6 separate regions of the Mus musculus genome follow, and all the other regions are linked to region 4. Evidence: chromatin loops called from intact Hi-C (ENCODE). Cell type or tissue: heart. All regions are shown on one strand.

What was found. Peaks named below come from ENCODE experiments on the same cell type or tissue, not always from the same donor. Only the 100,000 strongest peaks of a DNase experiment are listed, where the experiment ranks them.
Region 1: it touches region 4 in a loop (2.3-fold over the local background); 6 of 42 quality-filtered maps call a loop at or near these places.
Region 2: it touches region 4 in a loop (1.8-fold over the local background); 3 of 42 quality-filtered maps call a loop at or near these places.
Region 3: a loop joins it to region 4, with 2.7 times the contacts of the local background. A loop is called at or near these places in 2 of 42 quality-filtered maps.
Region 5: it touches region 4 in a loop (6-fold over the local background); 7 of 42 quality-filtered maps call a loop at or near these places.
Region 6: a loop joins it to region 4, with 2.2 times the contacts of the local background. A loop is called at or near these places in 4 of 42 quality-filtered maps.

Annotation. Positions count from the first base shown.
Region 1 is chr8:4,411,424-4,416,423 of GRCm38, reverse strand. No RefSeq gene overlaps it. Among named protein-coding and RNA genes, the nearest start is that of Ccl25, 64 kb to the right of the region's middle. In heart, a CTCF peak has its summit at 3,040 (motif pointing left); no DNase peak of the experiment used is centred here.
Region 2 is chr8:4,163,645-4,168,644 of GRCm38, reverse strand. It overlaps Evi5l (ecotropic viral integration site 5 like), which reads right to left and starts at 2,078. Exons shown (of 20, transcript NM_001346730.2): 1 at 1,882-2,078. The region is part of intron 4 of 4932443L11Rik (a long non-coding RNA gene); the gene reads left to right. In heart, no CTCF peak of the experiment used is centred here; a DNase peak (open chromatin) is centred at 2,384; H3K4me3 peaks cover 2,054 bases; H3K27ac peaks cover 1,033 bases.
Region 3 is chr8:4,236,663-4,241,662 of GRCm38, reverse strand. It overlaps Lrrc8e (leucine rich repeat containing 8 family, member E), which reads right to left. Exons shown (of 3, transcript NM_028175.2): 3 at 4,193-5,000. It overlaps Map2k7 (mitogen-activated protein kinase kinase 7), which reads right to left and starts at 2,923. Exons shown (of 12, transcript NM_001164172.1): 1 at 2,630-2,923; 2 at 928-975. The coding sequence starts at 2,753. In heart, a CTCF peak has its summit at 2,770; DNase peaks (open chromatin) are centred at 1,972 and 2,902; H3K4me3 peaks cover 2,773 bases; H3K27ac peaks cover 2,177 bases.
Region 4 is chr8:4,491,310-4,496,309 of GRCm38, reverse strand. Cers4 (ceramide synthase 4) reads right to left here and starts at 2,905. Exons shown (of 11, transcript NM_026058.4): 1 at 2,720-2,905. In heart, no CTCF peak of the experiment used is centred here; DNase peaks (open chromatin) are centred at 2,439 and 2,909; H3K4me3 peaks cover 2,368 bases; H3K27ac peaks cover 2,178 bases.
Region 5 is chr8:4,675,867-4,680,866 of GRCm38, reverse strand. Gm6410 (a long non-coding RNA gene) reads right to left here. Exons shown (of 2, transcript XR_378684.4): 1 at 2,301-5,000. Among named protein-coding and RNA genes, the nearest start is that of Gm6410, 3.5 kb to the right of the region's middle. In heart, no CTCF peak of the experiment used is centred here; DNase peaks (open chromatin) are centred at 2,326, 2,906, 3,386 and 4,166; H3K4me3 peaks cover 2,360 bases; H3K27ac peaks cover 2,146 bases.
Region 6 is chr8:4,322,771-4,327,770 of GRCm38, reverse strand. Elavl1 (ELAV (embryonic lethal, abnormal vision)-like 1 (Hu antigen R)) reads left to right here and starts at 2,671. Exons shown (of 6, transcript NM_010485.3): 1 at 2,671-2,885. It also overlaps a transcript of Ccl25 not described here. In heart, no CTCF peak of the experiment used is centred here; DNase peaks (open chromatin) are centred at 2,590 and 2,990; H3K4me3 peaks cover 3,147 bases; H3K27ac peaks cover 2,381 bases.

The DNA.
Region 1 (5,000 bases), 80 kb after region 4:
ATCAGGCTGGCCTTGAACTCAGAGATCTGCCTGCATCTGCCTCTCAAGTGCTGCAATTAAAGGCATGTGCCACCAGAACCCAGGAAAGGTTTACTGGTTTATTTGTATGTGTATGTGTATTTTGCCTGCATGTATATCTGTGTTCCACATGTACACACACCAGAAGAAAGTGTTGGATTGTAGTTACAGATGGTTTGTGAGCCACCGTGTGTTAGAAGTCAAACTCAGGACCTTTGTAAGAACAACAATGGCACTTAACCACTGTGGTGGTTTGAATATGTTTGGCCCATGGAAAATGGCACTATTAGAATGTATAGCCCTATTAGAGGAGGTGGGTAGAGCCTTGTTAGATGAAGTATGTCACTTTGTAGCAGGCTTTGAGGCTGCTATGCTCAAGTTCTGTAGAATGTGACCCTCCTCCTGGCTGCCTGTAGAAGACAGTCTCTTCCTGGATACATTTGGATCAAGAATTTGGATCAAGATGTAGATCTCTCGGCTCTTTGAGCACCATGTCTGCCTGCATGCTGCCATGGTTCCCACCATGATGATAATGGACTAAACATCTGAAATTGTAAGCCAGCCCCAGTTAAATGTTGTCCTTCATAAAATTTGCTTTGGTCATGATGTCTCTTCATAGCGATAAAACCCAAACTAAGATACTAAGATAACTACTGAACCATCTCTTTAGCCCGCATAGATTTATATACATATATGTGTGTGTGTGTGTGTGTGTATTTTATATATATATATATATATATATATATATATATATATATATATATATATAAAACAGATAATTATGAGCTGCCTTGTGAGTGCTGGAAGTTGAACCCTAGTTCTCTGCAAAAGCAGGAGTGCTCTCAAGCACCAGGCCAACTTTCCAGTCCCTCATAAGCATGCTTTAGACATCCTTTGGGATTTATTTTTGTCATTTTCGATTTGTGTGGAAAGACTCATGCACACACAGATGCAAGTAGGCCAGAAAAAAGAGATAGAATCACAGGTTATCATGAGCTCCTTAAAGTGGGTGCTTAGAACCAAACTCAGAACTAGGGCAAAAGCAGCCGCTGCTCTTAACGCCAGAGCATCTCTCCAGCTCCTAGATACCACGTTAGGAAGGAAGGAAGGAAGGAAGGAAGGACGGACGGACGGACGGACAAGCTGACAACTTAAACTTTTTAAACGTATATTTGGGTGGTATGCTCACACTATAGCATCTGTGTGAAGGTCAGAAGACAACTTGAAGGAATCAGTTCTCCCTTCCACTATGTGAGTCTCAGGCAGGTCATCAGGCTATATGTAAGTGTATTTACCTGCCAAGAGATCTCACACAGCCTAAAATGATATTTTGGTTTCTTATCCCAATGTATACAAATATCATCATTTTCATTTCCAGTTGATTTGTGTATTCATATGTGTGTGCACCTGTGTGTGAATACTGGGGAAGGAGGGACCAGAAACATGCGTTAGGTGTCTTTCTCAATTGTTCATGCTATGTTTTTGGAAAGATCTCTCATTGACCTGGAGCTCCTTGAGTTTTCTAGGCTGGCTGGTTGGCAAGACCCAAGGATTTGCTCCTCTGTATTTCCCTATTGCTGCTCCACAATAGGAAGTCCATGCCTAGGACTTCAGAGCTGGTCAAAATCCCAGAACTTCAGAGGTCATAAGCCCTAGGAGGGGGCCTGCTGCTGCTCTTTTACAAAATGGGTGTGTTGTCAAATTGCCTTCTAAATGTTTCTGTGTATGCATATATATTAGTCCTGCTCTTAGCCTCTTTCTGCAGCAGGCACCAGGTAATGCAGAGACCCCTGACTGATCAAGGTTGAGAATAAATGACTTTTGAATGCTTAACCCTGAATGAGACATCTATATCAATCTCACTGAGACTCAGGGAACATTGCAGAAGTGGTATCAGAAACAATGGAAGAACTGGAGGATGTGGAGGGCCACTGTGAAATGCTGTCTTCTGGATGTGGTGTGGTCATTGCACTCATGAACTCACCACAGGTATTGTTATGTTTTATAAAAAAGAAAAGGAAGAAAAAACCAGGAATATGTACAGTAAGGTGGAAAGGGGTGTCTTTGTGGGCCCATACTGAGGCATCCCTTTCCCCTGAGGGACCAGTCACTTGAACTATAGTATGGAAAAGAGCTTATTTAGGGCATGGGGAGGGGAGGGGAGGGAGTAGAGACAGAGAAAGGCAGAGAGAAGTGGGAGAGAAAGAGGGAGAAAGAGGGGGAGGAAGAGAGGAGGGGAGAGAGAGAGAGAGAGAGAGAGAGAGAGAGAGAGAGAGAGAGAGAGGCCAGCCAGCCATGGGGGGGGGGAGTTATGGGAAGAGAAGGGACAGAGAGAGTAAGAGAGTGAGGAGGAGGAGGAGGCGGCAAACAGCCCCTTTTATAGTGAGTCAGGCATACTTAGCTGTTGCCAGGTAACTATGGGGCAGAGCCTAGAAGGAATGCAAACGCGTATGGTTACTTGCACAAGACCTGTACAGGCTCAAGCCAAGATCAGCCGACATTCCCACAGGCAGCTAATTATACTCAGTGGATTATTTCTAAAAGAAAGGAGAAAAAAAAAGGAGGTGGAGAGTGTGAGGAAGGGGCATGTTGGAGTGTGTCTGAGGACTTTAGACAGATGCATTATATGTGTGTGTGAAATTGCCAGAGAATAAATAAAAGATTGTTTAAAGGGGAAAGGAAGAGAGAGAGAAGGAGAGAGGGAGAGAGAGGCAAGAGCCAGTGAAATAGCTTAGCAGGTAAACCAGCTGCCAACGCAGAGAACCTGTGTTCAATCACCAGGAACAAACAACAAACATGGTAAACAACAGAACCAATCCCTACAAGTTGCCCTCTGACCTCCATATGAGTACATGATGATATGTGGGTGTGCATGCATGCGCACGTGCGCATGCAAGAGCGCGCACACACACACACAGTCACACACAAACACACACACACATATGAATAAATACATGTAAATTTAAGTTGGGGGGCAGTGAGGCACATAATCTAGGCCAAGACTTGGAGTGCCCTCTATTGACAGACTCTCTGAATTGCAGTACTTGACACCTTGCCACCTGTGTCTTCCAACTTTGATCTGATCCTCCTGACTTCAGAATATGACCACACTCCCAGCTTTCCTGGCCCATCTCTGTCTGTCCCATTCCATTCTCCTCCAGCCACTGTCACTCATTTCTCCCATCCGTATCAGACTTGCTCAGATTCATTCATTCACTCAGTCTGACTCAGTGCGTGCTACTGAGTACTGAGGTTGTCTGAGAGTCATTTTGTCATGCTGGGACTTCTGAGTTTTTCAGTTTGCATTTAATCGATTCTGTACTTGGGCCTTAGTTTTTTACAACTGACCTTGAGCTGTGCACTTTACATATAGGGACTTGCAACAATGAATGTGAAACACTTGGCACACATGGTAGATGTTGCATATATGTTTACCTAACTAGTAAACTCCAGATTTGGGGCAGGGTAGGACGCTGACAAGCAGATTCTCAGTGAGCACGAATGACCACAGGAAGAGAGGCTGAGCAGGCACATATGACATCACTTACGTAGGTGCAAGGTCTTCTGTCTTCCAGGAAAGCTAACTCACACCCAGCCTGTTGGTCCTTCCTAGTCTGCAGAAAACAACCCTGTGGTCACACCCAACATAAAGTCCTGAGCCGCTCCCCAGTGTTTTAACACAGCCTGGGAAATATCCATTCCAGAGCCCTTCTTCACGTTCTCACAGAGGGCTTGGAATGTGTAAAACCCAATAGAGGTGGGTAGAATGTTGAGGTAGCCTTGCTTGTCATCTGGGTGTGACGCATCAGTTGTGTTTCTTTTAAAATCTTTTTGTTTTGTTTTGTTTTTGTTTTTGTTTTTTTTTTGCTTTTTGAGACAAGTTTTCTGTGTGTAGCCCTAGCTGTCCTGAACTCACTCTGCAGTCCAGGCTAGCCTCAAAGTTAGAGATCTGCCTACCTCTTCCTCCTGAGTGCATGGGTTAAAGGAGTGTGCTACAACCTCCTGTTTGGTTGTACTCTTTAACCCTTAGCATCTAAGACTATCCACACAAGATTGGGCCCATTAACCTCCTACCATGTAAATCAGGGAGCGTTCACAAGTCTCTGCCCCTCCCTAAAAATCTATAAACAGACAGTTCATGGTTGCTAGGAAAGTAGAGATATTTCCTTCAGTAGGCTAGCCACTGGTAAGGAAGCTTTTGCTGTCCATTTCCCCATGACAATGGACTGTACCTTTCTGGAACAGTAGGCCAAAATGAATCCTTCCTCACTGAATCTGTTCTCTCAGGGTGTTTCTAAGTCTGCAACAAGAAAGGAGCATGGTTTTTGGCATGAGAAGTGCCTCCATAGGCTCATGTGTTTGAACCCTTTGTCCCCTGCGGTTGGCTCTGTTTGGGAGTTTATGCAATCTCTAGGACATAGAGTCTCATTGAGGATTAAGATCATGCAGGGATTAAGGCACTGAAATCAAGCTTTGACACTTAGCCTTGACCCACTTCAAGGTCTTATTTCCTGTTCCCTGTGTGCTGTGGAGATGTGATATTTCAACTTTCTGCTGCCGTGCCTTCCCCACTTTTATGGACATCTAGCCTGCTTGAATGTTGTTTTTGTCATAGCGTTTTATCATAGACACACACACCAAAAAAAATAGAACAGTAATTAAGACACAGACTGAGCCATTTGCCCAAGCTCCGGACACTGGAATATCAGGAGGACACGTCTAAAACCAGAAGAAGAAAGAGTTCTGGTGTGTGTCCTCACTTCCAATCTCAGTCCTCACCCTGGTTGTGGAATATGGGTGATGTCAAGGATATCTTAGAGCCTCAGTTTCATCATCTGGGTAATAAATGTCAGCAAAGCCTCAGGAACATATTGTGAGAGTTAAAATGTACACACAAAAGGGAGGTGGGGTGTACTTCCATAGGTGTATTTCCATAGGTGAACAGGATTTCATGGGGGTCAGCTGCATTCCCTGCCTTATCT
Region 2 (5,000 bases), 330 kb after region 4:
CTGCAATCTCTTCTTTCCTCTCTGTCTTGTGCCGGGGCCAAGCTACCTGTGATCCCTTCCAAACCACCACAGTCAACCGCAGGAATCCAGAGGGAACCCACAGGTGGGACCCTAGGATGGGAGCTGTGGGGCAGAATTGGTAGGGAGAACCAATACAATACAACCATGAAGAGTGAGGGATGTGGGGAGTCTGGCTTAATGACAGATTGGCTGGGAGTGGTGTATATGGGAGTGGGGGTGTCAAGCAGAGGGGGTTGTCAATCAGAGCACTCATCCTTTCACACACACCCCCCCTGTCTTCTTCACATTTTAACCCTTCTGAAAATATTCCTTAAAGAGGTGCTTGCTTTTGGCAGGTCTGACCCAGTCTGAGCAGATCCCACATGCTAGGAGGAAGCTGTTTTATTTTGACCAAACATTGGTGGTGGGTAAAAGAACTCACAGGGCTCTCAGAAACTGGCCTTGATGAGCACCTTAGATGGCAGCACTGTCTATATCATCTGAGGCCAACAGATGCCATAGGCTCAAGGATGCTGGTCCTACCAGTCTGGTCAGACTTTAGGATTGGGGCCAGGAGCCGCTGGAAGATCTCACTCCCCATGGTATGTATAGGGAGGTGCCATTGATTTGGAGATGGGCACTGGTTCCTTTTGGGACACTGGTGTAGGAAAGAATGTCCTTCCTATTAAAAAGGATAAGAAAGAGAGAGGGGGGGGAGAGATTTGTGGTAGGTAGATCTTAGGCCCTGACACGCCCTGGAGTCCCAACTCAAAGAGAATGGGGTGGAAGGGACAGGCTAGGTGCTGGGGACAGAGCTTGCCACCTCACAATCTTCTGTCTTTTGTCTGAGTTAGGAGGTCTGTTGAGGGTACTGGGCTCAAGAAGGTGTATAGAAGTTCTCATGTGTGTGTGTGTGTGTGTGTGTGTGTGTGTGAGAGAGAGAGAGAGAGAGAGAGAGAGAGATGGGGGGGGGAGAGCACTCATGGGCCTGGGTCTGGGTTGGGCCCTTAGGTTCCTGTATATTTAGGGGTATCTAAATGACCCCACTCTGTATCAGAAAGATGGATGGGGAGGGTGTGTCTATGGGGGATGGGATTCAGCACTATCTTTTGGTCTTTTGGGAAGTCCTGAGTGTTCATTTCTTCAGGAAGATGCCATCTAGATGGCTCAAGATCAGCAACAGTGTATAGTCTTCTCAGAAGACTAGAAGTGATGTTTTTTTTGTTTTTGTTTTTATTGGAGCCCTTGAGCAGGAGGGGTGCCAAGTGAGCAGGCTGAGCTGATGTCTCTGGATTCAGTTGGGAATCTTTCCGTTTAAGAGGTGAGGCATGGGTTTCTGTGGAGTCAGAAAGAAAGAGTATAGGGCTCTGATCTTGGTCTCCTTGGAGAGGATGAGGGTGTAGGCCAGACACAGAAGACAGGAAGCCAAGTGGGAGGTTTAGGGGGATGTAAAGGCAAGAGATGTGCAGATGGGAGGGGTCCTGGGACTCGGGGTGGTGGTGGTGGTGGTTGTGGATTGGAAAGGAGACGCTCATGGTGTGTGTGTGTGGGGGGGGGCAGGTCTGCAGACTGGGGGATGGGGAAGCCCTGGACAGATTCTAACAGAGGAGTCTTGGGAAAGATGTACAGAGGTCCTGAGCCTGTGGGGGACGTCGCGAAGAGACACTGGGTCTTAGGAGCCCTGGGAGGGATCCTGAGGGGATCGGGAAGGAGGGTGGGCGGAGGCCGGAGTTCCAGGGTCCGGGACTGGGAATGCCAAGGCTCCCAGCGTGGATTCTGGAGGCGAGGCGACCCCAGGTCACGCTCCTGGTTTGGCTTCCCCGCGGGGCCCCGCAGCACTGACGCCCCCAAGGAGAAGAGGCCCGGTTCGGGCCGCCCTACCTGCGCCGAGAGCGCCTCCATCGCCGCGCCGAGCCTCGCTGTCCCTGCGCTGTGTCGTCCGATGCCCCGACCCACGGTCACGTCTGCTCGAGGGTCCCGCAAACCCCGCGGCCCGGCCCCTTTCAATCAGCCACCCCCGGGGACCGCGGCCGTCGCTGGCTCCGCCACTGCCATTTCACCCGCTGACAGGAGCCGCTGCCCCGCCCCCCGCCCCCCAGCCCAGTCAACCAATTCACCGCCCCCTTAGGCCTTTGGCTCCGCCCACTGTAGAAGAATGACATAAGACCTGACCAATCCATAGCCACCCCGTGAGGCGGACCCTGGCTACGGTTCTCTGAGGAGAGGAGCGAATTGAAATGAGAGAATCTGTGATGGACATCTAATTTTACCTATCAAAATAAGTAATAATATTGATCGACACCTAAACTACTAATAGTGATGGGCGAGAGGTGTGCCTCGGAAGGAAAGCTGAGGCCTTGAGCAACCCTTAGCTGAAAGCACTAAGCCCCGCCCAGAGCTGGAATTCTACCCAATCATGAGAGGTTCTGAGCCGTCCATTACTATCTGCTCTTCAAACCTCGTCCCTGGTAACTGTTGAGATGGGAGGGGTGTGCTGTGAAAGAGATCCTGACTTCTAAGCAGTCAGCGACACTGATGGAAGGCGGGCTCTTGTATTTGACCAATGGAGTCGTGAGACTGGGAATGAGGTTGGCGTCCTGGGCGGTAGGACTTAAGGCCATGGGCTGAATGAAATGGAGGAGTTAATGAGGAGGCGTGTCTCGGTGCAAGGATAGGCGGGACCAGACAAGGGCCGGGCTCCTGGCTTGGGTTTTAGATCGGGCGTATGCAGAAGGCCTCTCTTCAGAGCCAGCATCTCTGTGGTGGCCGGGTGGTTAGGTCAGGTCCTACCCTTGCTGGGTGAATCTGGCATCAAAACGCCGATTGCATCCTTCATTTGCCCCAACCATTATCTCTCCTGGGACGGGGCGGGGCGGGGCGGGGATGGGGTATAGAGCGGCGGAGGGGGTGTCAGGTCTCCTTTGGGTCCAGAGCCGCACACGTGAGAGCTGCTTTAAAGGCTTGAAGAATGAATGAATGAATGGGACCTTGGTTCTTTTGCCGACTCCCCCTTGTCCTCGTTTTTTTCCTCCTCCCCTTTCTCCTTCCACTTTGTTTTTATTTTTTTTTTATTTTAATTTTTGAGACAGAGTCTATTGTAGTCTTAGGATGACCTCAAAATTTTCTGTGTAGCAGAGGGTGACTTTGAACTCCAGATCCTCCCACTTTTCACCTTCCACTCACCACCTTGGCCAGATCCTAGATTCTTTTAATAAGTAAGTGAGGGCAGAGAGCATGTATGACCCATCATTGACAGCTACAAGACTTGAGAAGAGGATGACTCCAGGGTGTGGGTTATGGGCCTTGGACAGGGTGGGGCAAGGAAGGATGTGTCATAGAAGGAAAGCTGAGATCATAGGTTCAGCAGGGGGAGTGGTTCCCCTCTGGAGGAGACTGATGAGTAGTGGAGTACAGCCTGATTCACAAAAGGCTACAAAAAAGTTCAGCATGATGGCTGAAGATCGGGGGGGGGGGGGGGGGACACGAGGGGAAACAGAGGAGTCTATTCAGAATAGGGACTGTCAGGATTTCTAAGGTTTGAGATCTTAACCTTTTGTATAGTCAGGGCTTCTATTTGATACTAACAGTTGACAGTCACATGGATTTTTAAATTTTTAATTTTGTTTTTGTTTTTGTTTTGTTTTGTTTTGTTTTTTGAGACAGGGTTTCTCTGTATAGCCCTGGCTGTCCTGGAACTCACTCTGTAGACCAGGCTGTCCTGGAACTCAGAAATCTGCCTGCCTCTGCCTCCTGAGTGCTGGGATTAAAGGCAAGCGCCACCACGCCCGGCTTAAAATTTATGAGATAGGGTCTCACCACAGCTCAAGCTGGCTTCCAACTCGCAGCGCATTTGACTGGTGTCAAACTCAGAATTTTCCTACCTTAGTTTCCAGAGTGCATGGATGTGTATTATAGTGTTGATCTCATACACTCTCCCTCTTTTATCTATATTGCCCCATTAAAATTTTGAAACTGTTAAGAAAAACTAGACTATTACTAAATACTCAGGTGATTGAAAACCTCATTCCATCCACATTTCTGTATTCCTTTCCCTCATCTAAAAAAAAAAAAGAGAAGAAAAGAAAAGAAAAGGAAAGAAAAGTTCTTCTACAGCCCGTTTGTGTGCTGTGCTATTTAACAGCATCAAGTTGAAATCAACCTCCTGCGGAGGATGCAGCTCAGTTGGTAGAGTGCCTACCTAACTAACATGCACGAAGCCCCAGGTTTGATCCTAGCACGTTGGTAAAAAAAGATATAGTAGTAAACACCTGTAGTCCCCAGCTCAGGGAGGTGAAGGCAGGAAGACAAGTTCGAGGCCGTTCTCAGCTCCACAGTGACTCTGAGGCCAGCCTAGGTTACATGGAAGCATGGCTCAAAAGAGGAGGATAGGCACCTGAACAGTTCAGTCGGGAGTTAAGATTGATAATTGCTCTTACAGAGGACCTGAGTTCACTTCCCAGCACCCACATCTGGTGGCTGACAACTACCTGTAACTCCAGTTCTAGGATATCCTCTTATGCCTCTTTTGGCCTCTTAGTACAGTGAAATTATTTTGAAAAAAAAATTAAAAATTTCTTATCTATATGTTTCTATCTATCTATCTATCTATCTTTTTTTTTTTTTTTTGAGACAGGGTCTTACTATGTAGCCCAGGCTGTCCTGAAGCTTGTTCTATATACCAGGCTGGGATTGAACTCACAGGGATCTGCCTGACTCTGCCTCCCAAGTGATGTGATTAAACGAATGCACCACCGCAATCCAGCTTTTATTTTAAAAAAATTTTTTTAAATTAGTTCAGTTTGTCTTCATGTCACCTGAAGAGGCCAGAAGAAGTAATTGGCCCCTCTGCAGTTGGACAAGCTGCTGTGAGCTACCCTACCTGAAGGCTGTGAAGCAAACAGGTTCTGTGGAATACAGCAAGTACTCTTAATCACCGAGCCACCTCTTTAATTGCTAAAAAGAAATTTTGGGAAATCTGAGGATGTAGCTCAATAGTTGAA
Region 3 (5,000 bases), 250 kb after region 4:
GGAGACATGTACCCACTTATGGGATCCATATGTGTGCAGGCTACCAGCCCAACATACATACACTCATGTGCAAAAAGACAAACATGTACATACAGCACACATACACGCATCCATGTATACACACAAGCTGGGACACACTAGCACCAATAGTGAGCTCTTCTCATTTCTATCAACACAGGTGCTCTCTTACACACACAGGACATTACACACCTAGGAACTAGCACAGCTGATCTACCTAGCATTGGAGACCTTAGGTTGGAGGAAGGGGTGGAGGGGGGAGGTCTTGTTTCCCCTAACCTCTTGGTATACTTTTGTTCAAACCCTGTATCCTCCATAGGCTTTCCCTGAGAGACCCCTCTGCAGAGACCCTACTAGACTATTCTGCTGGATCAGACACATGCTTCGTGACCACTAATGGATCCCGTCCATCCTGCATCCTCAGCCCCACAGGATAGGAGCTTGATCTGTTTTACTTACTGCTAGGTTCCTGGTTCTGAAAGGAGACACAGTACACAAATAATGACACTCATTCACTTCATAGTTGAGACAGATTAAATAAGAGCAGTGCACCTATCTCTACCTACTTTATTTATACACACACACACATCATTGTGTGCCCACTTAGCAGACTCCTGCTCATTAAGGGAGCTCATTTCATCTTCTAGGATTCCAGATTGAGCCAGAGAAGAAATGAGAAGACTAATGGACACAGAGAAAGTATAGCCAGGCTCACATTTCTGTAGTTAAGGGAGAGTGAAAATGAAGACACAGAACTCTCTTTCCTTCTCTCTCTCCCTAAGTTATACACACACACAAATACACCCACACACCCACATACAGCATAGGGTAGGGATGGCATTCTGCAGCTGGGGCAGCGGTTAGGTCAATGTGCAGATATGCAAGCAGCAATGATAAAAAGGCTGGTACCTGCTCGCTGGGACGGGGCAGGAGCAGGGCTTAGAGTGATCACAATAACTGGATGGGGAAAGGAAGAAAAGAGAAAAAAAAAAACACCACAATAAATCACAACAGAAACAACCGATTTGTCCAACAGAAAAGAAATCAAATCATAATGAAGAGGAGGGGGAGGCACAAGGCACCAAACTGCAGAGATGGGTAGAAACCAACAGAGATGGGATGATGGCAGGAAGGTGTGGAGCTGACAGAGACAGACACCTGCAGGGGACTCCTTGGGGCCTGCCAGCCACTAGCCTTACCAGGTCTTACTCTGCTCTAGGGACAGGCAGCTCTTATGGCACCTAGAACCCTATTCCCAACCCTGTCTCATCCACAGGGCCGTGGAGGGATGGCCCTGGAATCCAGCAGGGGCCCAACCTCTGGTCCCAGGCAGAATCAGTGAAATGCATCCCCACCTCTGGGTATCTCCAGTTCCTGGAAGAAACTCCCAGGAAGGAAACGTGGAAGACTTTGTCCAGAAGGGGTAGGGATGGAGGGAATCCTGAATGCCTCTTCAGGAAGATGATCAAGCTGTGAAGGTCAGTCAGGCCAGGTGGCCAGGTAGTGAACAGAATTTTCACCTACAGGAGGCTGCCTTTCCCCTCTTACCATAGTGACCACACAGACAACTATAGTATGTATACTCCAAAGATTACATCACAGAGGATATAAAGAAGACATTCTGCTGAATCAAGAGGGACAGAGGAAGGGTTGGACAGAGAGGGGAGAAAAAAAGCCAGATTCTTTCAGCAAAGACAACTTGGGACAGGGGTATCTGGGATACAACAAGGATGCTAACTGTGGTCATGGTGGACAAGCTGGATGTGTGTCTAGAAAGGAAGAGGAAGCACTTTTGGTACAGGACCGTATGTCAGGAGGCAGGCCCAAAGACAGTAGGCTCAGAAAGGAGGTGCGTTTCTACTCGATGGGACTACACTGGTTACAGGTGTCTGTAGTAGTAGCAGTCACTTGAGCCCTGTAGACAAAGGCTGCCAGGCTGAGAGATGGCTATGTGTTTCCTGAGGGCTAGACAGCAATAGTGAAAAGTAGTTGGTCATTAGAGATATGAGGTGCCCCTGTATGTAGGAGGCAGTGAGCTGGGTCCAGTGACAAGGTCCTTCCAAGCTTAGAAGGAGCCATCTGATATGACCAAAGAAGTCAAATAGAAGCCTCCAATCAAAACGGATGTAGATGAGGACTTAGTGACCTACATGGGCAGATAGGCATGCACGTGTGTGGACTGTCTGCTAGGGGAGGGGACCTCTTGACAGTCACTGACTCGGCAGGAGTGGAACCACTGAATCAGAAGAGATATAACTGTTTGCAGAGTTAAAAGACTTGGTTGTAGTCACAGCGGCGTAGCTTCGAGTCTGAAAGCCTGCAAGGTGCAGGTGACAAGGCTCCGGAAGCCGACCACAGGGTGAGGGACTAAGCTCTCAGGTACCAACGGTGTGAACTTCGGGACCGCGGTACGTGGGCGGAGAGAGTCGCCCTGGAGACTGCCCACCCGACTTCCAGGTCACCGTGACCCTCTCCCTGCAAGCCGACAGCACAGAGAGTGGAGGGGAGGAGAGCTAGCGCCCCGGAAGCGGGGGCAGGATCTGCCCGGTGGGCGGGGCCTCCCAGTGCGCGCCCCGCCCCGCCCGCCCCTCCCCCACGAGGCCGTGCTTACTGGGCCTGGGCCGCTGTGGGCTGATATCCAAGTTGAGGTCGATCCTCCTGCGGGCCTCACGGTTCTCCTGCTTCAGCTTGGCTTCCAGGCGGGACAGCTTCTGCTCCAGGGAGGACGCCGCCATCTTCCCCGCCGCCGCTGCCGCCGCTCACCGCCAGGCCACCCGTCAGTCCGGGGTAGACAAACACCGCACTGCGCCTGCGCTCGGATGACCCCGCCGAGCCGCCGTCCTGCCTAGACCACCCCAGCGCGTGCCCGCCCTGCCTCGCGTGCATAACGCCGCGCGTGCGCACTGGGTTCCAGTAGGAAGCTGATGCCACCTAGAGCCCGAGGCGGGCCTCATGCATTGTCATGGCCTATCGCTGCCTTCCGCAGTGCGCATGCGTGAAGTTTCAGGCGATTAAGCGCTGTTGGAAATCACTTAAAAAAAAAAAAGAAAAAAAGAGAGAAAGCGAAGTCCGGTCAACCGCACGCCTGCGTGCAGAAGCGGGAGACCGGCCAAGCTCGCGCCTTTACTGCACACGCTTACGGCTGTTCCCAGATTATTCTTCACTTCGTGTGCATCTCTAGGGCGCTCTGGTGCCCGCGCCCTCACGGAACAACCTTCCTCGTCTAGGACGGTCTTTCATGAGGACCTGTTATGCTTAATTGCGGCCTGAACTCTCGCTGTTAGCATGGAGCCGCCTCCTCACCGTAATTAGGTGCCCATGGTAATCCCTTTCCATTTCAGCCAGTCCCAGCACAGTGAGAGTAGCCCTGACAAGTGGAGAGGGAATCCAGAGTTGGTGATTCCTGAGCTCGGTGTCAGAATCAAGGTTAAGGCCAGACTTTCTGCCCCATTCCTATCCTTTCGCCCGGAGAATCCGGACTTGAAACCAATGTTATCTGAAGACAGTCCCTGGGGTTAGATGCCTCTGCCCTGCTAGCCCCATCCCCACCCTGCATTAAGTTCTTCCAAGAGTGCTAGGATAAAGTTTGTGTGTAAATTCGGGTCGTTGAATGTGCAGGGACATTCAGCAAGAGACCAAACCCAGGAGGTCAGGCTGCGCACAACTCCGGAAGCAACAGTGAACACTTTGGGATGGGCCTTGGCCTTTAAAGGCTTCTTAGAACTCCTTTGGTAATGACCTATGGGTGGAGCAGAGAGAAGCTTAGAGTTAAAAGGATAAAAGAGGAGAGGAAAATTGGATTGGTTTTGTTTTGTTTTGTTTTGTTTTCGCAACAAGGTTTCACTGTGTAGTTCTAGCTGCCCTGTAACTCTGTAGACCCGGCTGGCCTGGAACTCAAGAAATCCACCTGCCTCTGCCTTCTGGAGTGTTGGGACTGAAGATAGGCATCACCACCATCCAACTGTTTTAGAGGGTGGGGTGAGGTAGATTCTTTAGGAAAAAAAAAAAAAAAAAACCTAGGCAGAAAACTACCCAATTTCTCTTGATTCTACTTCACCTCGTTGAAGTAACTTGGATATCCTTCCTCCCAGGACAGACAGCCTGATTTGATAGACAGGTGTCATCATTTGGCCCCAGTTATAGGCAGCTTAGACAATCATACTGTACAAGGAGGTGGAAATTACCGTTCTCGTTTATTAAGCACCCAGTGGTATATGCTCCCCTGCACAGGAAACATTCAAAAGAAAATCCCTGAATGAACTGGGAAAAAAGGTAGCCTTCACCAGCACTGGACTCAGGTGGGAATGTGTGACAGGAGACTCGGCTTACAGTTTCTTCTTTATGTTCCATGAGCATTGTCCTGAGAAAACACTGCTTAACTTGATGGGACTCCCTACGGCTCGAGAAAAGGGGCTCCATAGCTGACATGTCAGTATTCCATTCTTAGTTGTTTTGAGATGAGCTATGCTCCGTCTCCCAGGCTACCTCCAACCTTTCACGCCTCCTCCCTCCACCTCCAGAGTACTATACAGGCATCTCTACATTACATAGGTTCCACCACTCCTAGATTATGAAATGCTGAGGACGGGACCCAGGGCTGCCTGCATGTCAAGCAAGCACTCTCACAACTGAGCTTCAGTGCCAGCCCAGTCTTTATGTCAATATTTCCATTATGTGGTCTCAGGACCACCTGAATCAGAATTACCTGGCATTCTTACTTAGTAGCAGATTCCTGGCCCCACCCAATTTTTTTTTTTTTTTTTTTTGACAGGGTTTCTCTGTGTAGCCCTGGCTGTCCTGGAACTCACTTTGTAGACCAGGCTGGCCTCGAACTCAGAAATCCACCTGCCTCTGCCTCCTGAGTGCTGGAATTAAAGGCGTGTGCCACCATGCTCAGCTACCCATCCAAATTCTGAGTCAGTATAATTTCAGGGGTGGGGTGGGAAGCATGTAAGGGTTTTGTTTTCTTCCGGGCCTCTCAG
Region 4 (5,000 bases):
ATCCCACAGTGTTTCTCTTTCTTCCGTCCAATCATCCCATGTAACCCAGAACACAGACAGCTGTCACTCAGCCAGGATGCAGCCTTCCCTGACACTCTCTGGGCCAAGCCGTGTTACTGCACTCAGTTCTACCCTGAGGCATGAACTCTGCAATAGCCCGGTGTTAACAGACTAGTTTCATCAGGCACTGATTACTAGCCAGGCATTGTCCTAGGTTCTTTTAACTATATGAGGAGTTTAACTGCTATTGGTCCCATTTTACAACTGGGGAAAATGAGGTAAACCCACTAGCCGGAGGGCTGCACCGCTCTGCAAGCCCAGACTGGAGAGGAAAGCAACCTGGGGCACCCAGATCAGAGGGGAGCACTCCCCACTGCAATGCTTTCTTGTGTCATCTCAGGGTGGGAGTAGGGGCCTTTACCCACTCTCTTTGTCCTCTTTAGTAAGCCCAGAGGCTCCTTTTGCTAAATGTTCATTCACTCCCTCCCAGGCACTGTACCAACTAAATGCCCCCACCCCCACCCCTCTACTGGCCAACAGCCTAGGATTTGGAAGAGGATAGTGTTCTCCTCAGAGTAGGCATGGAAGCTAACCACAGGTTCTCAGGAATGTAAAGGGCACAGGTTTTCAAGTACTATCAACAGCTGTGGACCCAGTAAGGAGAAAGATACTTCAGACCCATTTTCCAGATGGGCAAACAAAAGCTCAGAACCCTTTCCTGCAGCCAGGAGTTCCCAGCTTTTATCTATTGCCTCTTCTCGCCTTGACTCCTGGAAACAACCCCCTTTAGGAGTGAGTAAAGTGAGAAGGTAAAGAAGATTCCCCAATACTCCGGCAACCTGGCTGGCCTTCAGAGAAGGTTCAAGGCAGGCCGAGTGATGCTATTGGAACTCCACTCAAACTGACTCTACGGCTGGGAAAAGGCAAGCTGTAAAGGATGTGGGGCTTCCAGGGCAAGTTCATAGTCTGAGATTCCTTTCTTGGGGATCTCCATCCAACCAACAGGTCCAGGTCACCCCACTGGAGACCACACTGGTGCCTGGGACCTTGGCTGAGCCCAAACTGCTCTCTTAGGAAGCCCTGTCTCCTAAATCCCCGTATCACTCATAGATTTTGCAAGCTCAAGGCGTAACTGGCTTACAGAATGAATTCAAAGACGGCTTAAACAAGTTAGTGAGCCCGGGCGTGGTGGCGCACGCCTTTAATCCCAGCACTGGGGAGGCAGAGACAGGTGGACTTCTGAGTTCAAGGCCAGCCTGGTCTACAGAGTGAGTTCCAGGACAGCCAGGGCTATACAGAGAAACCCTGTCTCGGCAAAAAAAAAAAAAAAAAAAGAAAAGAAAAGAAAAGAAAAGAAAAAGTTAGTGAGGTGGTCTCAAAATAAAACCTAAGGACTAAGCTGGTGCTAGCTCAGTCAGTACAGCGCTTGCTATGCAAGTATGACAACCTCCAGGTTCAGTTAAGAGACCTGTCTCAGGAACTAATATGGAGAGTGAGAGAGGAAGGCATAAGAAGTCAATCTCTGGCCTCCACACACACATAGATGCACACACACATGCATACACACATTGACACCACAAGTTAGTGTACACACACACACACGTACACACACACACACACACACACACACACACACACACACGAAGGAAGGAAGGAAGCAACCAAAGTGCTGCAGCGGCAAAGTGCTTGTCTAGCATGAGGCCCTAGATTCAACCTAGCCCTTCCCCCAAATAAAATAAGGCCCCTTCCAAATTCTCAGAAGACCACCTCGGAAAGCTTCACACAGACCTTCCTCACATCTCACTTCCAAACAAGCATGAAACACAATTCTTGGGGGGAAACACAGAATTTCTAACTTACCTCTTATCACTTCACGCACCTTCCATCAGGGGTCCAGCCAGACGTCCAGGTTGCCCTGGTGTCTTTTCAACTTTCCCAGCATAGGGCAGGGTCTTCCTCTCAAGACACAATCAGATGGCTGTTGCTTGCTGCCTTAAACATCCCTTGTACACACAGCCCGGAGGATGGAGCTGTGGGCTCCTCATTGTCTTCCAAGCCCTGGTCAACCACTCCCTACCTCCTTTCTTCCCTGTATACACTCCAGCCTCTTTTCTGGTCTGCAAATACACCAGCCTGGCCATTTCCCTAGGATTTTGTGGCCTGGGCCCAGAAAGCTCTCCATAGCAGGTGCCCTCATGACAGGCTGCCCCTTTCCCTCAGACACCATAGGCTTCCTCACAACACTTCAACCTCCTTCCTCCAGGATTTGGATAGTGCTCTACACACTCCCTTGTTTCCCAGAGGCTGGGTCTACGTGGTTCCCGAATCTCTGTGTCTGCGGCCTTCGGCCTTCGCCTGTCGGGTCGGTAGCACCCAGCAGGCGCTCCGTACAAATTCTCTAGTGACAGACATTCCTGTGGCGCAGTGCCTGTTCACATGTCCGGATTCCCCACGTCACGACAACCCCCATTCTCTCCCGCGCGTTTTCTATTCATGTCCACCACCTGCACCTGCTCCATGGGGGCACCACAGCTCTCAGATCAGAATGCAACCTGATCCCCGACCAGATGGGAAACTCTGAGAAATACCTTGTCGGAGAAATGATGGGAAACTAAATGACTGTTTTGGCTCCGAGCCGGACTGCTCTTAGCCCTGGAGGAGAGGAATGTTTCGAGGGTATCTACTAGGGCGGCGCCCCCAGAGAGGGGTGATTGCTTACCTGGAGGTTCAGAAAGCAAGATGCAGGCCGAGGCGGTGCGGAGATCAGCTAATCCGAAGATGCCTTAGACAAGCCGCAGACCGCTCTGGGCCGAGAAACTCCTCGCTACAGAGCCTCCACCCGCGAGGGAGGAAATAGGACCGGAGGGGGCCTCCGGGAGGAGTTTGATGGGGCCTTGGGCGTGGTCTGAGCAGGGGAAAAGGGCGTGGCTTCAGTGCGGTCGGGCCCAGTGGGCCAAAGAACCGCTTGGTCCAAAACCCTGAGTCCTAAACTGCCCAACCGGCGGCCTGGCCTCGCCCCCACGCCACCAGGCCCCTCCCTAGACCCCCACCTTATAGTCGTTTGTCTCCTCCAGACCCCGCCCTGAGCCCCTAATCCTGCACCTTGGGACCCTCCCTCCAGCCTCGCCCTAGACTATTACCAGCTCCTTCAGTTTCCAGGCCCCGCCCACAGCCCCCTACCCGCCGCCGCCACCAGGACCCGCCCCCAACTCCACTCAACCTCTGGTCTGCTACTCCTCACCCCAATCCCTGCTTTCAGCCTCTTCCTCTAACTGGCAAGGCCTGGTCCCCAGCCCAGTCCAGCCTTATCAGGCCCCGCCCCGACCGGAGGCTGTTGTGGGCACCTGGCCTTTCTCCAGCCATGCTGTAGGTTTCTGCAGAGCATATCTCTGACGTTTTAACCCAGCAGCGTCTACTAGGCACTCTCTCTGGATCTTGTTTTCCAGTTCTAGGTCTCTTCTTTGTGATGCTCTGGCTTGTCTTTCTGCCTGCACTCTGTTTCTCAGATGCACTGCTAGGCTCTGCAAAGGAAGCTTGGATCGTTCTGCAGGCCTCAGCACCCCAGGGCATCAGTACTTGGAGTCGGTCAGACCAACCTAGAGGATTGCTGGGCCTGGGCCCACCAAGAAGCTGTCCACAGGATTGAAAAGGAGAAGGGAGATTACATTAATATGTCGGCTATGGTTTTGTGAGGTGCAAAGATCAGGCAAGATCTGAGAGATTAAGCTGAGATACAAGTCAGAGTGGGTGATAGCTGTTTCCACTGTTTGACCTAGGATAATGCAGGAGGATGTTGGCCTCTCCTTGCCTAGTACAACCAGAGGAAAGACAATTCTAGGGCAAGCAGTTAGAAGAGACTTCTAATAACTTGTCATCTTTGTAAAAGAGAATATAATATAAGGACATCAAGCCTAGCTCAGAAGGTAGACTGCTTGTCTAGTATACAGGTGTCCCTGAGTTTGATAAGCCAAGGGTGATATATAGACCAGATGCCAATGTGAAAGAGGAAAGTCACACAGGGTATTCCCAAGCACTTAGACCATGGGAGCCACTTATCTTGATAGTGACATGGAAATACAAGCCAGAGGTCCACAGAGAAGTGGAGGATTTGAGTGTACAAGGGTCATGGAGAAATGTTCAGTGGAAGTTACAACCAAAGTTGGATGGCTGAAGAAGAGTGGGGTGTCAGCTTTTTACTTGCATGCCTAGGCCTGCTCCACAGTCTGGAAGTAGTTGGGTGTCCTTGGAAGAAGCTACTTCTGGCTCTCTGAAGCCGAGTAAATTAACAGATTACAAGAAACCTCAGCTGACAAGGCAAGTCAGCAAGTAAAACTGTCTGTCACCAAGCCTGACAACCTGAGTTCAATAGCCAGGACATGGGAGTAGAAGAGAAGCAACTCCCAAAAGCCTTTTGACTTCTGGGTAGAGGTATGACTCATTTTGGACTTGGGTTGCATGAGAGGAGCATTATGGAAGATAGAGGAGTTTGTCGTTCTGGAAAGCATGACCCAGGGGTGGTCAATAGAAGGAAGATGGTATACCCAAAAGATTTAAAAGGCAGACAAAAGATCTAAAGACAGGGTTTAGAGAGACAGAGGAAGCTGTGCCTGGCTGGCATGAGATAATAGACTTCTAAGCTAGTGGATGCAGTATGTATCGTCTGGTGGATGCAGTATGTATCGTCTGGTGGATGCAGCATGTATCATCTGGTGGATGCAGCTTGTATCGTCTGGTGGATACAATATGTATCGTCTGGTGGATGCAGTATGTATCGTCTGGTGGATGCAGCATGTATCGTCTGGTGGATGCAATATGTATCCTCTGGTGGATGCAGTATGTATCGTCTGGTGGATGCAGCATGTATGTCTGGTGGATGCAGTATGTATCATCTGGTGGATGCAGCTTGTATCGTCTGGTGGATGCAGCATGTATCGTCTGGTGGATACAATATGTATCGTCTGGTGGATACAGTATGTATTGTCTGGTGGATGCAGTATGTA
Region 5 (5,000 bases), 180 kb before region 4:
TTGTTCTCTTTCTCCCAAATGCCTCATGAAGAGATAGGATAGGGGTTAGGGTTGGGGTTAGGGTTAGGGTTAGGGCTAAGGTTAGGTCAGGGTTAGTGGTTAGGGTTAGGGGTTAGGGAATAGGGTTGGGTTTAGGGTTTAGGGCTTAGGGTTAGGGTTAAGGGAGGGCCTTTTTTAAAAATTATTTTTTCCCAGCTCTCTCTTGCTCTGGTCACTCACTCACTCACTCTCTCTCTCTAGCTGGTTTGCTGTGGTTTCTATCCCTGCTGGGAGGGAGGGAGGGAGGGAGGGAGGGAGGAAGGAAGCCCAAACTCTTCTGCACTGACTGGCTTCCTTCCTTCCTTCCCTGCTTCCATCCTTCCTTCCTTCTTTTTTTTTTTTTTTAAATTTATTTTAGGTGTGAGGAGGGCACTGTACGCAGATCCCGTGACAGAGGACAGTTGAATTCCAATCCCAGTTGTCCCTTCTTTTCTTATTTTTATTCTTTTTCTTTTTTTTCCTTCTTTTTCTTTTCCTTTTGGCCTTTTTATATATATGTAAATGTATGTATAAATGTATATGTAAATGATATGTAATTGTATATGCAACTGATATGTGTATGTAAATGCACATATGAATAAATTTGCAAATATTCAAATGAGATTTAGATGTGTGGGCGGTGCCTAATTCTGGTGGGCATGGCATTAGAAGGAATGGGCATGGCTGGGTGCAGAGGGTGTGGCCTGAGTGTGGTGAAACTGGCCTAAAGAATTATGGGTGGGCGTGGTCTGGATAGGATTGGTGTGGCATTAGGAAGTATGGGTGTGTCCTGACCAATTGAGGGCATTGTTGTTGAATAGTGGGAGTAGACTGAAGATCTGTGGGTGTTTTCTGTAGTGGAAGTGTCCTAAAGGAGTATGGGCATGGTCTGAGAGTAGTGGGTGTGCCCTGAAGGAGGATGGGCGTGGTCTCAGAGTAGTGTGCTTGGCCTAAAGGAGGGTGGGCATGTTCTGAAGCTGCATGGGCATGGCCTAAATGAGGGTGGGCGTGGCATTTGAAAGCATGGGCATGAATATCATTTGCATATTTGCTTATTCACATATGCATTTACATGTACACTTGCGTGCACATTGCATATACAATTACATATCATTTGTATGTGCATTTATAAATACATTTACATATATGAAAAGACCAAAAGACAACTGGGATAATTCCCACAGTGACTCGCAACTGAGGATAGCCACGTGGGTAGGGTGTCCTCCTCAAACCTAACATGAAGAAACAAAAAAAAGATTCAGAAGTCAGCCAGTCCTTCTCAGTGACTATGTAAATGTCTATGTAAATTTGTGGATGTGTCCTCGCTGTCTATGTAAATGTCTATGTGTATTTGTGGTTGTGTTCTGAGTAACTATGTAAATGTCTACATAAATATCTCTGTAAATTTGTGGGCATGTTCTCAGTGTCTATGTAAATGTCTATGTGGGCGGGCCTACCAATGTGTGGGCAGGCCTAAAGATGTGTGGGAGTGGCCTAAAGATGTCTGGGCGGGCCCAAAGATGTTATGGAGTGGCCTAAAAGTGTCTGGGCGGGCCTAATTTGAGGTGTGTTCTGTCTCTGTAAATTTGGGGGCGTGTTCTAACTGTCTATGTAAATGTATATGTAAATTTGGGGGCGTGTTCTGACTATGTAAGTGTCCTAAAGATGTGTGAGAGGAGCCTGAGTGTAGTGGGAGGATCCTAAGGATGTGTGGGAGGGGCCTGAATGTAGTGGGAAGGTCCTAAAGATGTGTGGGAGTGTCCTAAAATGTGTGGGAGGGGCCTGAGTATAGTGGGCGGGTCCTAAAGATGTGTGGGAGTGTCATAAAGACGTGTGGGAGGGGCCTGAGTGTAGTGAGAGGGTCCTAAAGATGTGTAGGAGTGGCCTAAAAAAGTGTGGTAGGGGCCTGAGTGTAGTGGGAGGGCCTAAAGATGTGTGGGAGGGGGCTGAGTGTACTGGGAGGGCCTAACGTTGTGTGGGAGGGGCCTGAGTATAGTGGAAGTGTCCAAAAGATGTGAGTGTCCTAAAGATGTGTGTGAGTTGCCTAAGGATGTGTGGAAGAGGCATAAAGCCCTGTGGGCATAGCCTGAGTGTTGTGGGCGGGGCCTAAAGTCCTGTAGTAGTGGCCTGAGAGTATTGGGCAGGGCATGAAGCTGTGTAGGCTTGGCCTGAGTGTAATGGGTGTGGCTTGAGTGTAGTGGGAACAGCATTAAAGCCGTGTGGGCGTGATCTAGGTGTAGTGGGTGTGACATAAAGACGTGTCGGCAGCGGCTGTGACCTACCACGTCACGGCGGCTGTGGGAACGGAGGCGTCTGACTGACATTGGGGTCACCGAGCGACCGGGGCGCATGGGTCGCGGCAGTTACCGTTGGGACGGGGAAACCCCGGCCTCGGCGTCAAAGTCTACGTCAGTGGGCGTGGCAGTGCGCGCACACCTCGATGATGCCGGCTCTGACGTCACAGGAGTCAGAACGCGGAAGCGGGCTCAGGAACCGAATTCACTGTCTGTCTTCAGCTGAGGCGGAATTTACAGCAGGTGTAAGAGTGAGGCAGGGGGATTCCTGTGAGTAAGGAAGGAACTGAGGCAGGGGGATGACCGTGACTGCACGGACCTGAGACAACAGGAGAGAGACTTCCGGTACGCAGCAGGAAGCCCCGCCCGCTTGGCCTTGACTGAGGCAGGGGCTTGCGCTTTATTTTTCTTTTCTCAATATATAAACAAACGCAGTGATGTAGCCGCCCCCTCCGCCTGTCAATCACCGTCTCCGCCCACTGAGCTGTGCTCGCCAATCAGAGAAAAACCTCGCGGGGCTCAGAGGACCCAAACCCGGGACTGGGACAGAATTACGACTCCTAGCATGCCTAGGGGCTACCGCCACCTCACTTCCTGTGGCAAACAGGAGATCCCGCGCGAGGAGGGAAGTAACTACAACTCCCAGCATGCACTAGAATTATTGAACCATAACTTTCTGCGCCAGACAGGATGTGCCTCCGGCCCGGACAGGAAGTCCGATCGGTCTGCTGCGGCCGCAGGGGTTGATGGGAGATGCAGTCCAGTCAGGAAGCTTCGCCTCATGCGTGCCCCGTCCTGCTCGCTGTTTCCGGTCGTACCGAATGGCACCGTGACTGACGGCACGGAGAGGCTTCCAGTGGGCGGCGGGAGCCCCTCTGCGGCGGCGGCTGAGGAGCGAAGCGGGAGCGGGAAACGGAATCACTGTCTGCAGCTGAGGCACGGGGCGGGGGATGACAGCGGGTGTGAGAGTGAGGCAGGGGGATTCCCGTGAATAAAGGAGCTGAGGCAAGGCCATGACAGCAACTGCACTGACATGAGATGGTAGGAAGCCCCGCCCGCTGGCCAGTGACTGACGGCACGGGTTTCCAATCCCCGGTCATTGAACGGCAGGGGGGGCGTGTCGAGGCGGAGAAACCGCGGAACGGAGGAATATTCGAGGACGGGGAATCTGCGCATGCACTGCTGCGCCGGCGGGCTAGAGGACCGGAAGTCCAGGCTGCGGTTCCGCTACCACGCGAATTCTCATGCCACCCATACATTCAACATTTGGTCTCTGTCCCTAAATCACATAACATACAGCAGACACATCTGCTGTTCAATGTTAAGCTACTTTGCAAGCATGGTGGGTTTATATTTTTAATTTTATTATTTTGGATTTTGTTGTTCGAGATAAAAATTTCTCTGTGAAACCCTTTCTGACCTGTTAGTAGGTACAGACACATCAGCCACCTATCATGTTTTTGTACGATAAGCATATGCTTTTGTGCTAAGGAAGCTTCTTAAGAATACCATCTTGTTTAAGATTTACATGAGGAAAAAGGAATTAGATGGGAGACATCTCTGAAGTCAGGAGAAAGATGAAGAAACTACGAAGTCAGCAGAAGCATCATACAATGTGGCACACTCAGGAGAAGTCTAATCAAACTGTGCTGCACAAGAGGAACTCAGTGTAAATGAAAAACATTTCTGGCCGAGCCTCTCGTGGCCTTGGGACTGATAACCACAGCCCCATATGGTAGGAAGAGTTGTGCTCTCAGAATCTGATTCAACCCCTCCCCCTCCAAAGGCCCTGGCCCCACACCATTACCAGCACTCCCAAGCACATTCCTGGTTTTAGGAAACGAGCTCTGTTTTATCTCTACACCCAGACCTCTAGGTAAGCATCCAAGGAGCCAGCTGAGTAAGCCCGAGGCTGTGACTGGCTTCGCCAAGCGTGTTCCTGGGTTTCAGAAGGAGCTAGGTCATGCTCCAGACATGGGGACCTCAGGGAAAGTGTAGCTTGACCAGGCCAGTATGCAATACAACAGAGATTTCTTTCCTTTTCTTTTTTCCCTTTTTGGCATGGTTGTCATCTTACCCATGTGGCAGAACTATGCCTTTCTCAAGAAGAAAACTGAACCTTTATGGCACACCAGGCCTTGTTGATTGTGATTCTATAATGCCCCATTGAGCAGATGGATAGAGGCCTGCTCTTTGATAAGGAGGTGGGCCTAGTGGCTGGTTGTAAATTAAGTTTGATTCCTTTGTTATGGTTTGGAGCCATATTTCTGGGCAATCCTGTTGAACAAGCATGTGTATGCTAGCATCCTAAACTCAAACTGCACTGGTTAGCACATTACTTATTTGTGGGATGTTTTACAGGCAGTGCACCCTCAGCTAAATTCTACTTGCTGTGCCTTTCTATCCCCTAAGCTTTCGTAAATCCATTACAACATAAGTTCTACTCTTTTAAATCACAGCTTGACATTGGATTGCTACCCAGCACATGACATGCCTTTTACAACCTCCACAAAATTAACTCCAAATGGATTGTCCACCTTCATGTGAAATGCTAAGATCAGAACTTGTAGAAACTAGGACTCTCCGAGTTTGGGATCATGCCAAGAATTTTCTACACACAAGCCAAATGCTCTGCACAGTTGCAGCTCCCACAGTGAAGTTATTCATAAGTTAAGGCTGGGTCCAGCA
Region 6 (5,000 bases), 170 kb after region 4:
TATGCAAATGTGCACTAGATTTCAAAAACAAATAGAGGAAAAACACAAAATATAAAAGATCTCATAACTTTTTGTTTCATATAGGGTTTCTCTGGATAGCCTTGCTCTGTTGACCAGGCTGACCTCAAACCTGCCTCTACCTCCTGGGTGCTGAGATTAGAGGCCTGCACCACCACCTCCTGGCAAAAGATCTCATAACTTTTAACTTTGATCATATGTTGAAATATGGTTAAGTAAAGCTACTAAAAATATCTGGGTTTCACACAAAATAAACAAACAAACAGTGTGTGTGCCAATGTGTGGATATGAAAGTAAGGGCCACATCTTCTACTAAAGAGGCTAAACAAGGCAGGGCAACTTGCAGGAGTCAGTTCTCTCTTTCTAGCATGAGGGTCCTGGAGATGGCAGTCAGGTGGTGCCTCATCCTGCTCAACCATCTTGCAGACCTGTTATTTTTACCTTTTCAACTAATAACTTACTTTAAAAAAAAAGGGTCACATGTAGCTGAGGCTGGTCTTGAATTTGCTACATAGTCAAGAATGAACTTCTTTTTAAAGGGAAGATTGTATTTTTATTTGTGAGTCACATATGTATATGTATGTCTGAGTGTGGCTTTGTATACATGAGTGCAGTGCCCCTGGAGGACAGAAGAGGGTGTTATATCCCTTGGTACTGCAATTAAAGTTAGTTGTGAGTCAATAGATGGGTTGATGGGAATTGAATCATGGTTCTCTGTAACACTAATCATAAATGCTGAGCCATCTTTCCATCCTGTCTATGAACTTTTGACCCTTCTACTTTATCTCTTTGTGTATGTCATGAAGACACTCAACCACCAAACTATATCCATGTCCTTCTTTTCCCTTTCCTCTTCTTTTGTGAACCTCCTTGGATGTGCTAGGAAAGTACTTTACCACTAAGCTACGCCCTTGGCCCATAAGTTAATAATTTTAAAATTTAAGTTGCCATATAGCTGACAATTTTGTGGCTTCTTTAAAGTTTTACTGTACAGAGCTGATGAAGGATGTCCCAAGCGGAATATGCTCCCCTAACGGGGCTGCCTTGTCTGCCTTAGAGAGAAGTTGTGCCTCTCCCTGTAGAGACTTGATATGCCAAGGTGAGGGGCTCCACCCTCTCAGAGGAGAAGGAGAAGGGGACCAGGAGTGGGGGCAGCAATTGGGATGTTAAGTGAATAAATATTTTTTTTTTTACAAAGGACATCGCAGGCTATAAAGATGACTCAGCTGAACAGACATTGGTTGCTGAGTGTAAACCTGAGTTCAACCCCCATATCTCTTATGACGGAAGAACTGACGCCTCCAAGTAACCCTTTGACTCTCACATAGATGGTCACACAAACACATGCATATTATAATATATACATATTATACACATATACACAAACACCATCCTTTAAAAACACGTACATACATACAAACAAATACATACATAATATAAAAATTTTGAATATAACTTTTTTTCAAATCCTGTAGAACTACTTTTAAAAGGTTACCTACACGCAGCGGCTGTGTTGCAGGCCTGTAATCCTAGAACTTGGGAGATGAAAGCAAAAGGATCATTTCACTGACATCCTTCGTTACACAGAAAGTTTAAGGCCAACCTGGATCATATGAAACATCACCCTAAACCCCAGCAATCAGGAAACAGAGGCAGGCAGATCTCTATGAGGCAATGGTCAGCGTGATTTATAAGTTCCAAGCCAGGACTACTTAGGAAGATCCCGACTAAAAGAAAACAAACACGCTAAAAAACGGTGGACAGAGGTAGAGACAATAGAGAAGTTTTCAATCAAACAGGGTGGCATATACGTTTCTGATAGCACTAGTCCAGAACAGCAGCCTCCAAAAGGCACAGGCAGTTGTTTTTCTGGTCACTGCCCGACTGCCTGGCACATAGTAGGCATTTTAAATTTCGAAGGAAGTGGGGCTGGAAAGATGGCTCAGCAATTAAGATCACTGGCTGCTTTTACAGAAGACATGGGTTCAGTAGTCGGCTCCCAAACGCAGTTAACAATAGTCCCCCGGAGGATCCGACCTTCTCTCTGACTCCCATCTGCACTACACGCATATGGTGCACAGGGTTAACATACATGCAGGCTGAACACCCATGCATACACACTAAGAAAAATCTTAAAACCAAGAAATTTTAACTTTAGATTCCCAGAGGCTGACCATGCTGACCACATCCTTTAACCCGCTTCACCAGATAACAAAACTGAGGCCCGGCTCAGTGACGTCAGCCGGTGCTCAACTGCAGGCAGACCGGAAATGTCCGGGCCGGGATTCGAATCGGGGATCCTGTCCTCCTAGCGAGGGCTCCCGATGACCAACTTGCTTTCTCTGGACGTAAGCGGCTGCACAGCCCGCATTGTGAGGATCACACGACGTGCGTTCTATAAAGAGCGCCACTCTTTGGCCTCGACGTCCAGACGGCGTCCACTGCGGGCCAGGCTCCAACTCACCCTCTCCGCGGCCATCGCCAGCCACTTCGCGACTCCACTGGGCGCCTTGGTCCACCGCGGACGACGCCGACAGGAAGTCCCGCCTACGCCGCGCGCACCCGCGTACCGCGACAGCCATGCCAACCAATGAGCGTCGCTTCTTCAAAGACACTGACCAATAGCAGAGCGCGCTGAGCAGGGGGCGTGTCTGGGCCGCGGGGCCGGGGAGCGGGTCGTGCGCGCTGAGGAGGAGCCGCAGCCGTCGCCGTCGCCGTCGCCGTCGCCGTCGCCGTCGCCGCTACCGCTACCGCTACCGCTCTGCCGCCGCCGCCGCCGCCGCCACCGCTGCCGAGGCCGTGCGGAGCCGTTATCGCCGCGCCGCCCGCCCCGGAGCAGAGTCCCGGGCCTTCCCGCCCGTGTTCAGGTGAGGCCGGAGGCTTCGGCGACTTCCGAAAGAGTAGGCCGCGCTAGGGCCTGAGCTCGCCTAGCCCCACGGGCGTCCGCCGGGCCTGCACCGGCCGAAGGCCCCAGGCCGCGGTAGGCCTGGGTATGGAGACGCGCGTGTGGGCCGCGGCTGGGCGAATGGGAACCGACTCTGTTTGATTCAGGTTGGCGACAAGCCTCCGCCGGGCCAGATTCCTCTGGGCTCCCGCGAGAGAGGCGGGAGAAGGACACAGCGTGGGCACGCGCTTTGGGGGGCCGGGCTCCGAGGCTTGGGGGGCCCCGGATAGTTGATCTCGGAGGCCCGGTGATCCGGGGGTGGAAGAGTGGAGCGAGGACCTTGGGCGCCAGAGGTCATGGCCCACAGACTTGCTCCCTCGGGAAATCCCATAGATTTCTTTTGTGGACGATTTTCTGGACACACCGCGACGAATCATGAGGTCCTTTTAGAAGTGTGCAAACCTTTCGTCTGTGTGTAGAAGTCTAGAAGAGAAAGGGGAAATTTTTTCTTTGATCGCCATCTCTAACAAAGCTGTTTTAGGGACGTTTTCATTTGTAAAATAACGTGTAAATATTAAAAAGGCAATTGCACGCTGTTGAACAATGGGTAGTGATGATGGATCTTCCCTTTCTCTTGTCTTCTGCTGCTAAAGCATGCCAAAATGGGTTTGACGCCTACTATGTGGAGAGCAGGTGGAGAACTTTTTTGCACTAGACAGAGCTTCCATTATCGGAAGTGTCCATGTGGGACACCGCTGGCCAGAGCTCTAGAAGAGGCAAGATCGGATGTTAAAGCTTTCTTAACCTCCTTGTTACAGGCAGTTAGAGTCAGATAATGGTTGGTTGGGAGGGCCTGGCTGCCCTATGCATTGCAGAAAGTTGGATAGCATGCCTGGCTTCTTCTGCCTACTGAGTATTAGCATCTCTGCCTCCTACTTCTTCCAGTTGTGAGTACCAAAAACACATTGAGGCGTTGCTAGGGTTCTTTCTCTCGTTTTTTTCCCTCCACCAAAACACATACACAGAGAGGTGAGAAATCTTTAAGCAGTCTTCCTGGAAAAGTTCTTCCAGCCCTATCCGATGATCTGGGTGAAGCACCTAAGATCTTGAATAAGCCGTATTGAAATGCCTGTGAAATAGCATGGGGAAAGTATTGTGCAGATGTAAAGATGTGAGGAAACCCCCAGTACACATGGAATATGCAGTTAAAATAATCACCAGAATCTTTCAACAATGGACCATGTGTTCATACTTCACGGGCATGTCCCCAGCCCCTAAGGTAGATGTTACAGTATCCATTTTAGAGAAGAAAGTGAAACAGGATAATCTCTTGCACTGTAGTGGCCAATGCAGGGTTTGAAAGCAAGTCCTAGATACCGCCAACATATTGAATACTGGTGTATGCAAAACTGTTGAGGTCTGGTTTTGAAAATGGTGTGAGGCTGGAGAGGCGGCTCAGTGAACAGGAGCACTTGTTACTCTTGCAGAGGACCTGTGTTCAGTTCCTCGCACCTACATGATGGCTCACAGCCATCCATAACTCCAGTTCCAAAGGATCCCATTCCCTCTTCTGACTTTGCAGAACATCAAGCATACATGTGGTTCCCATACAAACAAAACACACATAAATCTAAAAATATTTTCTTAATGCTGTGACTTCAAGGAGTGTGAAGAAGCTGAGAGAAATAGGAAATGTTTCTGTTGAAGTGCTGGTTTGAGGGAAACAACTTCAGTTTGGCTGTGTTCAGGGATAGGTCCCTGGGCAGCAGTAGAAAGGGAGAGACTGAAGAACATACCCATTCCTGTGCTTACGCAGTGGCTTCTCACACCGCTTCTCTCCGTCCTTTGCACACCAGCAGGAGTTGACTTTTCGAAGATGCAGATCTATGTTTCTCCTGATTAAAAGAAGTCTTGGGGCATGAAAAGAAAAATTATGCTGGGCTGTTCAAATGGTTCTAAACATTAAAATCAGAAGCCCTTAGTTTGGGATGTCCCACTATGCGCTTTTCTGACCTTTCTGCTCTTTTCCTGGAAAGCTGTGTGGACCAGCTCAGAGCACAAACACCATTTGAAGCTGCCCCCAAATGCCAAGGCTTTT